Regions from separate parts of the Mus musculus genome. Here all the other regions are linked to region 1. The links are chromatin loops, found by intact Hi-C in ENCODE. Cell type or tissue: left cerebral cortex. All regions are shown on one strand. Region 1 overlaps Slc4a4 (solute carrier family 4 (anion exchanger), member 4). Region 2 overlaps Slc4a4 (solute carrier family 4 (anion exchanger), member 4). Region 3 overlaps Slc4a4 (solute carrier family 4 (anion exchanger), member 4).

Region 1 (2,500 bases):
ACAGCACCCCTTTCTATGATGTAGGCTTTGGAAACCGTCACTCAAAAGTCCTTAGAACCCTGACTTGCCTCATCAAGTCGTACTGGTTTAAGCCAATTTCTACTTTGTTTATGCCTGAAGTCAGGTTAAAAAAAATGGTTTAAAAGAAAATGTGTAAGATATCAGCAAGGCCAAGCTGTTTTTTGTGACTGAAGAGAGAAGAGATACAGTAAAAGCATTATTTAGGAAACGATCTAATTATTATAGAAAGTTATCCTCTAGATTTCGGAACAACTCTTGAAAATGTGTTCTTTAGAGTAAATTTGCGAAGTGGGAGAAACAAAACAAAACCCAGCCTCCTAAAAGGATTGCACCATTTATATCTCTCTGCATAGAACACAAAGGGTCCAACAAATCAAAATGCTGGAGTTTGCCAATGTAAGTAATGGCTGCCGTGAGCCTCCCAGTTTTGGGTAGGGGAAGCAGCCAGATGGCCACAGGAAGGCTTTCTGAATCGCAGGTGCCAAGTCTCTATGGGCAGTTACATTCTCATGCCTGCTTTTGGAGCCAGGTTCTTGGCTATTATCTGCTAGGCTCCATTCCATTGGCCTCCTGATGGAGAGGCTCAGCATTCATGGAGGCTATGCATGCAAGAGGAAATCTCTAGGCTTCATTTCCAAGAGTATCATCCTGACAAATCGAGGCAGGGAGAGGGGGAAATTCCTTACTAGCATCCAAGGTTTGAAAGAGTTGCTAGTCTTTCTCTCAGGAAGAGGTTGTGAGATCAGAATGAACAACTCCATCCTTCTTAGCACTTAACAGACAGGAAGGCTCTGTTGACTTTCTTTCGTATTTTCACCTCTATCCATTCTTACTGACCTAGCATCCTAATGAGGCTTGTTTGTGCCCAGTCAAGTAGGCACCAGTTCCTTAGACTGTCATTTTGTATAGGTAGGTCTATCTATAGGAAGATCATTTCTTTACGCAGGTCTGTACATTGTCTGTTGCAAGACATAGGAGGTGAGGAGTGGTCAATGTGTTGCTAAGCATCTCTACATGTTCCCCTCTTGACAAACAACCATTCTGGAGTAATCTCAATTGGTGCATTTTGCTTCTCCATTTTTCTCAGTGAAGTAAAAACTTGCAAAGAAGTTCAATTATGCGAAACAATTAAAATTCAGATTGCAAGAGAGAAGACATCAGATTTGCCTCAAACAGGTGCCAGCACAGATGGCCTGCTCGCAAGTCCTGGCTTTATTTACAGCTTTTAAACACAGACAGATACATTGACAAAAATGTTTCTGGATCTTATAGTGTGCTGAATGCCCAAATTTGGCCATACATTTATATTCATTTGTAAATGGTTCAAGTTAAAGCTTGACCTCTCTAGTCACCAGTAGCCTTGTAAAAAGACCATTTGCCTGTCCTGTCTTTCACACACAATGTGAATAGATTAATGTTTGTGTTTGGTGGAATATGGTAAATGTATTACCCTGATAATATGACTACTTTTATTATTAAAGAAAAAAATCCCTCAAGTCTAAATTACATATTGCCTCATGGTTCTGCATTTCCAAAATCACTAACATTCTTTAGAGGATCAGGATACTGCCCAATTTTTAGCAGCCTTAGAGCATGGTTCTTTGAGAGACTAGCCAAACAAGTGTTAAGAGGTTCTTAGAGCAAATGACATTCTCCCAGGAAGAAGCCAGTTGGGCTAGCCACGTGATAAAATCTACCTAGAGAAACTTGAGTGAACATTCAGCCCATATCATTATCTCTGATGTTCCAGATTTGGAACGGATCCACCAAGGGTTAAACTTCTAGTAAGATAGGTGCTGGAAGACTTTGGAAAAGGAAGACCAAAATTGCATCTCAAGTGGGTTTGTATTAAAGCACTAATTTATCCATGTCTCAGTGTCATGTTACTGCAGGGGTAGAAAGAAAGAAAGAAAGAAAGAGAGAGAGAGAGAGAGAGAGGGAGAGAGAGAGAGAGAGAGAGAAAGAGAGAGACAATAAAAAACCAACAGAAAGTTGAGAGCCAGTCTGTGTTCATCAAGGAAAAAAACTTCAGATACAAATGTCTGAAATGTTGATTTCTGCATTTGTCTATAAGCTCCGCAGCCTGACAGTTGGGGAGATCATCAGAGAGCCGCTTACTAATATGACATCCTACCCCCCTGTGCTTTACAAAACTGGGCGCTACTTCCCTTGTGTGTGCTCATGTGGCAGACAGTAATTAACAGGTCTGACACTGTATCTTCAGACTAAATGTTCATTATTTATATCTGTCTTCTGGATAGAACCCATAGAACCCATGTTTTGTATATTAGAACAGCTGATCGAATCATCCACTCCTTTTGGGGGAACTATAATGATTTAATGTAATTCTCCCCAAACCTTTCCCATTCTTTGTTGACATGTGTTCTATTTAAGGGCTCAGGGTCCTGGGAGGAGGTGAATGTCCTTGTGATATGTCATTGTTCTTCTTTAACCCGCTTGTGTGACTTGCTTTAGTGTA
Region 2 (2,500 bases), 87 kb after region 1:
ACAAAAACTTATTAACCCATATAGCAGCATATTGTAGCTTCCACATGCGAAGCAGATATTTTGGTCAGCCCAAGAAAGCAAGCCTGTTTAGTGACAGAGGAAGAAATCCATCTTGCTTACAAGGGTCTAGAAAGGAACTGTTAGCTTTCAAAACATGTTTCACAGGCTAAGAAGATGTCTCGGTGGCTAAAGTGTGTGTCTTGAGAGTGTTGAGAGCTGCAGTTGAGATCTCAAGAGCTGCTGATCCCCACACATAGATGCTGGAGGGCATGGCAGATCCCCTGTAATGATGGCAATCTGGGGGGCAGAGACAGGATATCCCTCGAGCAAGCTTGCTAGCTAGAGTAACTATACTTGTGAGGTCTGGGCACAGTTGAGAGTTGTTTCCTCAATATATAAGGTAGTGGATAATCAATGAAGACTCCTGATGACAACCTTGCCCCCCCCACATGTGTATATACATAAACACACGCACACTCCACTTACCTGCACATAGCATGAGTGAACACACACGGCTCCACATGCAAATCTTGCTTTATCAGTTCTGAGTTAAGTTTAATTGACAGAAGTCAAGTCATTGGTACTTTTTTATTAGAAAGATTTTGTCAGCTTTGTTTGTTTGATGATCAGAAAATTAAAGCCATTTGGATAAGATAGGGCATCACAAATGATGCTAAAGTAAAAATGTATCATTTTTAGCTTATGGCTATTTTGAAAATAGCTTCTCCAATATGACATTTTCATTATATCTTTTCATACATATTGCAAAATATACATTCACAGGTAGATAAACATGTAGGATATTATGTAAATGAGGTTATATATTCATATTTTGTGGGCATTTCCTACTTTAATAGGTTCTTTAACATAATTCTAGTGGCTATCACATGATATATGCACTATAATTTATTTAATAAACTTATATTCTCAGTTTGTCCCACTTTTCTCTTTTATAAAGAATACTGTGATCATCAACTATATATTTATTGTTTATAATTTTCTCCCTAAGGTAAGTCCCTAGCAAAATTATTGTGCAATATATTGATTATAGTTGTTATTTATTTCAAATCATACTCACAAAGATTATCCTAATTCATATTTCTACCAGTAGTGGGCAGGAGTTCCCACTTGCCCACCTTTTCACCCTAGATTCTCACTTTCGTTATGCTGTGTATTGAAAAAGAATGGCTTGCTTTGATTTGCTCTCACTCCTGTTGTTTTAATGAGCCTGGGTATTCGTCCACATTGACACCGACCGTCCATCCTTCCCTGTGCTTGTATTCTTGCTATATTCTCCTTTGGAGACATTTAATTTCTCTTCTTAACTCCCTGTATAATAATGGTGTTTTCCTTTACTTATTTGGCAAAGATTTACTAAGTGTTTTTCTAATGCCACTATGTCTTTTAACTGTATGTGTGGCGTCTCTGGCTGTACAGATTTTAACTTTAGCACTCAAGCCTTCCCCTGCCCTTGTTTCTTGTTTGCACGCTATATTTAAAGAGGCTTCCCCTCCCAAAGATTAGAAAAATATTTCCCCACATACTTCAGCTCTTTTATGTTCTCGTTTAATTGTTTTGTACATCTGGAATTGATTTTTTTGTGTAGTGTTAGACTAGAATTGGGTGTTTCACATACATGTTCACAGCTCTTCAAAGAACAGAAGGCGTCTCTATCTTGCCCCTCATTCTATTCCCCGAGAGTTCAAACTCTCTTGCTGATGTCCTGGGCTCACGGTTTTTTTCTCAGAGATATAGTTTGACTTCCCTGATTATTTAGTTCCTGCTGCCAGTGTGACCTGAAATCTTGTTTATGACAAGCATAACAGCAGGGGGCATGACCATGCTGATCTTGGGTGCTTCCTTTGTCCAGGACAGAGGGTGAAGTGCCTCATTGTGGGATTAAAAACAAAGGCTCTGCAGCCACCCTTCCCCCATTGTGGATGTGTGGTGCGAGTAACCAGCTCTTACTCTCTTGTGAAGGAGGAAGGGAGATGTCCAATGGGTGTACCTCAAACTTGGACCTCAGGAGAATCACCTGGGAGCTCTGAAAATTCATTCTCTAGGCTTCATCTCCTGTCGTTTTGCAGAGATACCTACTTAACTGCTCTGTGTGAATATGAAGGATGAGTATATAACAAACAAATCAACACATATGAACTTTCTCAAATAATTCTCATGTGACCTGAATTTGACCTCAATACTTGCATTCTTTCTTTCCTTAAATTTTTTTTCTTTATTTTTAATGTGTGTGTGTGTGTGTGTGTGTGTGTGTGTGTGTGTGATCCTACGTGTGCCCAGTGTCTGCAGAGGCCGGGGGGGGGGGTATTTCTTACCCACTGAAACTGGAGTTACAGAAAGTCGTGAGGCACCGTGTGGGTTCTGGGAATTGAATCCAGGCTTTCTGCAGAAGCAAATGTGTGTTCTTAACTGCTGGGCTGCTTCTCCCGTCCCACTGTGTCATTCTTAACTTACTTTTAATAATAGGATTTAGCTTCTGCTG
Region 3 (2,500 bases), 79 kb after region 1:
CTTCCATCTCTCTCCTTTCCACACTCATTTAGTAGGTGCACAACCCTGTGTGTATCACAGGTCCTGAAGTGGGATGCTCAGCTTGGCTGAGGCTGAGATGTCAGGGTATAGAAAGGGACACTTTGGAGAAGGCTGGCTCAAGAGGTTCTCCTAGAAGTAAAGTAGGCTGGCGCTTGGGTTCAGCCTGCACCTTTGTCTACCACACCCCTTCATGCCTTCTTCACTTTGTGCCTTTGGGTCCTTATTCCAAATTCTGATTCTCAGAGGCCCACTCTTGCTATCTATCTGTAATTTTTTTTATGCGTCTTCTCTAGAATGATGTAATTACCACCTCCATTTAAATTTTCCATGATTTTTACTTACGTACCATCCTGTCTATCCTGTTTCCCAGAAGTAAGCCCCATGGTGTCAGAACTTCAGAGTCTGTGTTGTTCAATGTTGTTTCCCCAGGACACGGAATAATGAGGGAGGATGTGGGCCTCACGGGTCTCATCCTTACAGCGTAGGGTGAAATGACATTGTGACAACGTCTTAAGGGGCTTTACATGATGTGTGATGTACTTGGATGTTTGTTTTTGGAGAACGGAAAAATTATAATTTCTCTACTCAGTGCTCTCATCTAAAGACCAACTGGACAATCTTTGGGAAATGTTGGGCCTATTCTAGTAACTGAAAAATAAAAAAGGAGAAAGGAGAAGATAGATTTCTTCACATTGTTTTTCTGTCTCATCTAAACGAGAAGGTCTTAAATAGTATCTGGTCATTGACTCAAGCACTTTACGTCCAACATCTTCGTGGTTTAGTGAATTATGTCTTGATGCAGTTGATGATGGTTTATCTTACCCTCGCTCACATGTTTGCTCTCTCCCTGCTCAGGTTCTGCGGTGGATTAATTAAGGACATAAAGAGGAAAGCACCATTTTTTGCCAGTGACTTTTATGATGCTTTAAACATTCAGGCTCTCTCTGCGATTCTCTTCATTTATCTGGCAACCGTAACCAACGCCATCACTTTTGGAGGCCTGCTCGGGGATGCCACCGACAACATGCAGGTGGGTCTGATTTGAGAGAGGACGCAAATAGTCCAGCGCAGACTGTCCTCCTCACCCCTGCTGCTCGGCGAGGAGCAGATGGCCCTTCAGTTACTCAGCGTGACTGTCTTTCTTTTGCTGGATGCTGCACTTTACTTTGCTTCTGGCTCGCTGCTGTATTTCCAGCATGTTAGTAATTACAAAAATAGCTTGATGAAATCTGGCTTGAGTCACAAGTGGGGAAAAGAAGGGGAGGAAATGCGGCTCTATAATTCTATTTGGGCAGAAGCGTCTCAGCTGCTTGGATCCTGTGTGGTGGACAGGGTTTAGAGCTTCCGGGATCTGGAGTGCATGGGCCATATTTGGTTTTCACTTGGTGATCACACTCTTTGGGGATGTGTGCTTACCTGACTCTTTGTCCTTGTTCCAAGAAGAGCAAATGCACACATCAAGCAATGGGGTGGTCTGCTCAAGGCTGGATTGGCATGTCTGTCGGTAGAATTCAGCTTTAGTGAATCCCAGCTGAAGTTATTTCTTCTATTCCTGGACCAGCTCCCCTTGAGCTGTTAAGGACCTGGCTGGGTTAATGTTCTAGTGTTAATCACAACCACAGTTGGTTGGTTACTGGGGAGGTGGTGTTTGCCATCCTTTCACATCAATAATAGCCATGATTTTCATAATAGAAAAGATGTCATATGCTCCCCCCACTCCCACCCCACCCCACCCCAGATCAATTAGAACAACCTGTGGAAATGACTTAAAGTTGATCATGGCATTAGAAACAGTAGGTACTGAATACACAGTGAGTGGAGCTGAATGTGAGTTTAAGCCCTTTCGAACTCTGCCCTTTCCACTCACGTCCCATCAGTGTCCAACCCATGAGGTATTCACACAGCCTACCAGCCAGCATCTTAGTTTGTGAACGCAGCTAATTCCCCCAAATGACCTCTGTTACATTCCTACTTTGCCTCTAGTTATCCATCTATGCTCTCAGTTCCTTTCTAAACGCAAAGATAAGATAGAGTAACATTTTTCGTGGCACCAGGTACTAAGGGATAAGTTTCACAGTCATATGAGTGTGCCTGTCCATTATATGAAGCTGCCCTTCATGCATGTGGCAGTTTTGGACTCAGCTGAGTGATTTTTTTCTTTGGTTCCTCCTACACATTACAGTGTGATGCCACCTGAGCTTGAAGTTGTCTAACGGTTTCCACTCACATAGTGCCTAGGCCTGAGTGACTGGAACAGCTGAGTTCTAGGGACACTCCTCGTGGCATCTCCACAAGACTAGCTTGGGCTTCCTCACAGTATGGCCACCCTTAAAAGCTGAGGCTTCAGGAAAAGAGGTGACCACCATTTATTTTTTTTTATATCATGTGGTTGTAGACCTATCATTGCTTCGTTTTCTGACTTTCACAGATGCACTGAAAATTCAAACTCTCCGTGAGAGCTTTTAGCTCTTAAATATTA

What was found. A loop is a pair of places that touch in the nucleus more often than their neighbours do. Peaks named below come from ENCODE experiments on the same cell type or tissue, not always from the same donor. Only the 100,000 strongest peaks of a DNase experiment are listed, where the experiment ranks them.
Region 2: it touches region 1 in a loop (2.7-fold over the local background); 4 of 42 quality-filtered maps call a loop at or near these places.
Region 3: it touches region 1 in a loop (2.7-fold over the local background); 4 of 42 quality-filtered maps call a loop at or near these places.

Annotation. Positions count from the first base shown.
Region 1 is chr5:89,055,347-89,057,846 of GRCm38, forward strand. The region is part of intron 6 of Slc4a4 (solute carrier family 4 (anion exchanger), member 4); the gene reads left to right. Among named protein-coding and RNA genes, the nearest start is that of Gm35855, 170 kb to the right of the region's middle. In left cerebral cortex, no CTCF peak of the experiment used is centred here; a DNase peak (open chromatin) is centred at 1,204.
Region 2 is chr5:89,142,208-89,144,707 of GRCm38, forward strand. All of the region lies in intron 13 of Slc4a4 (solute carrier family 4 (anion exchanger), member 4), which reads left to right. Among named protein-coding and RNA genes, the nearest start is that of Gm35855, 82 kb to the right of the region's middle. In left cerebral cortex, a CTCF peak has its summit at 1,099; no DNase peak of the experiment used is centred here; H3K27ac peaks cover 428 bases.
Region 3 is chr5:89,134,770-89,137,269 of GRCm38, forward strand. Slc4a4 (solute carrier family 4 (anion exchanger), member 4) reads left to right here. Exons shown (of 27, transcript NM_001359211.1): 13 at 877-1,051. Among named protein-coding and RNA genes, the nearest start is that of Gm35855, 90 kb to the right of the region's middle. In left cerebral cortex, no CTCF peak of the experiment used is centred here; DNase peaks (open chromatin) are centred at 1,178 and 2,280; H3K27ac peaks cover 1,150 bases.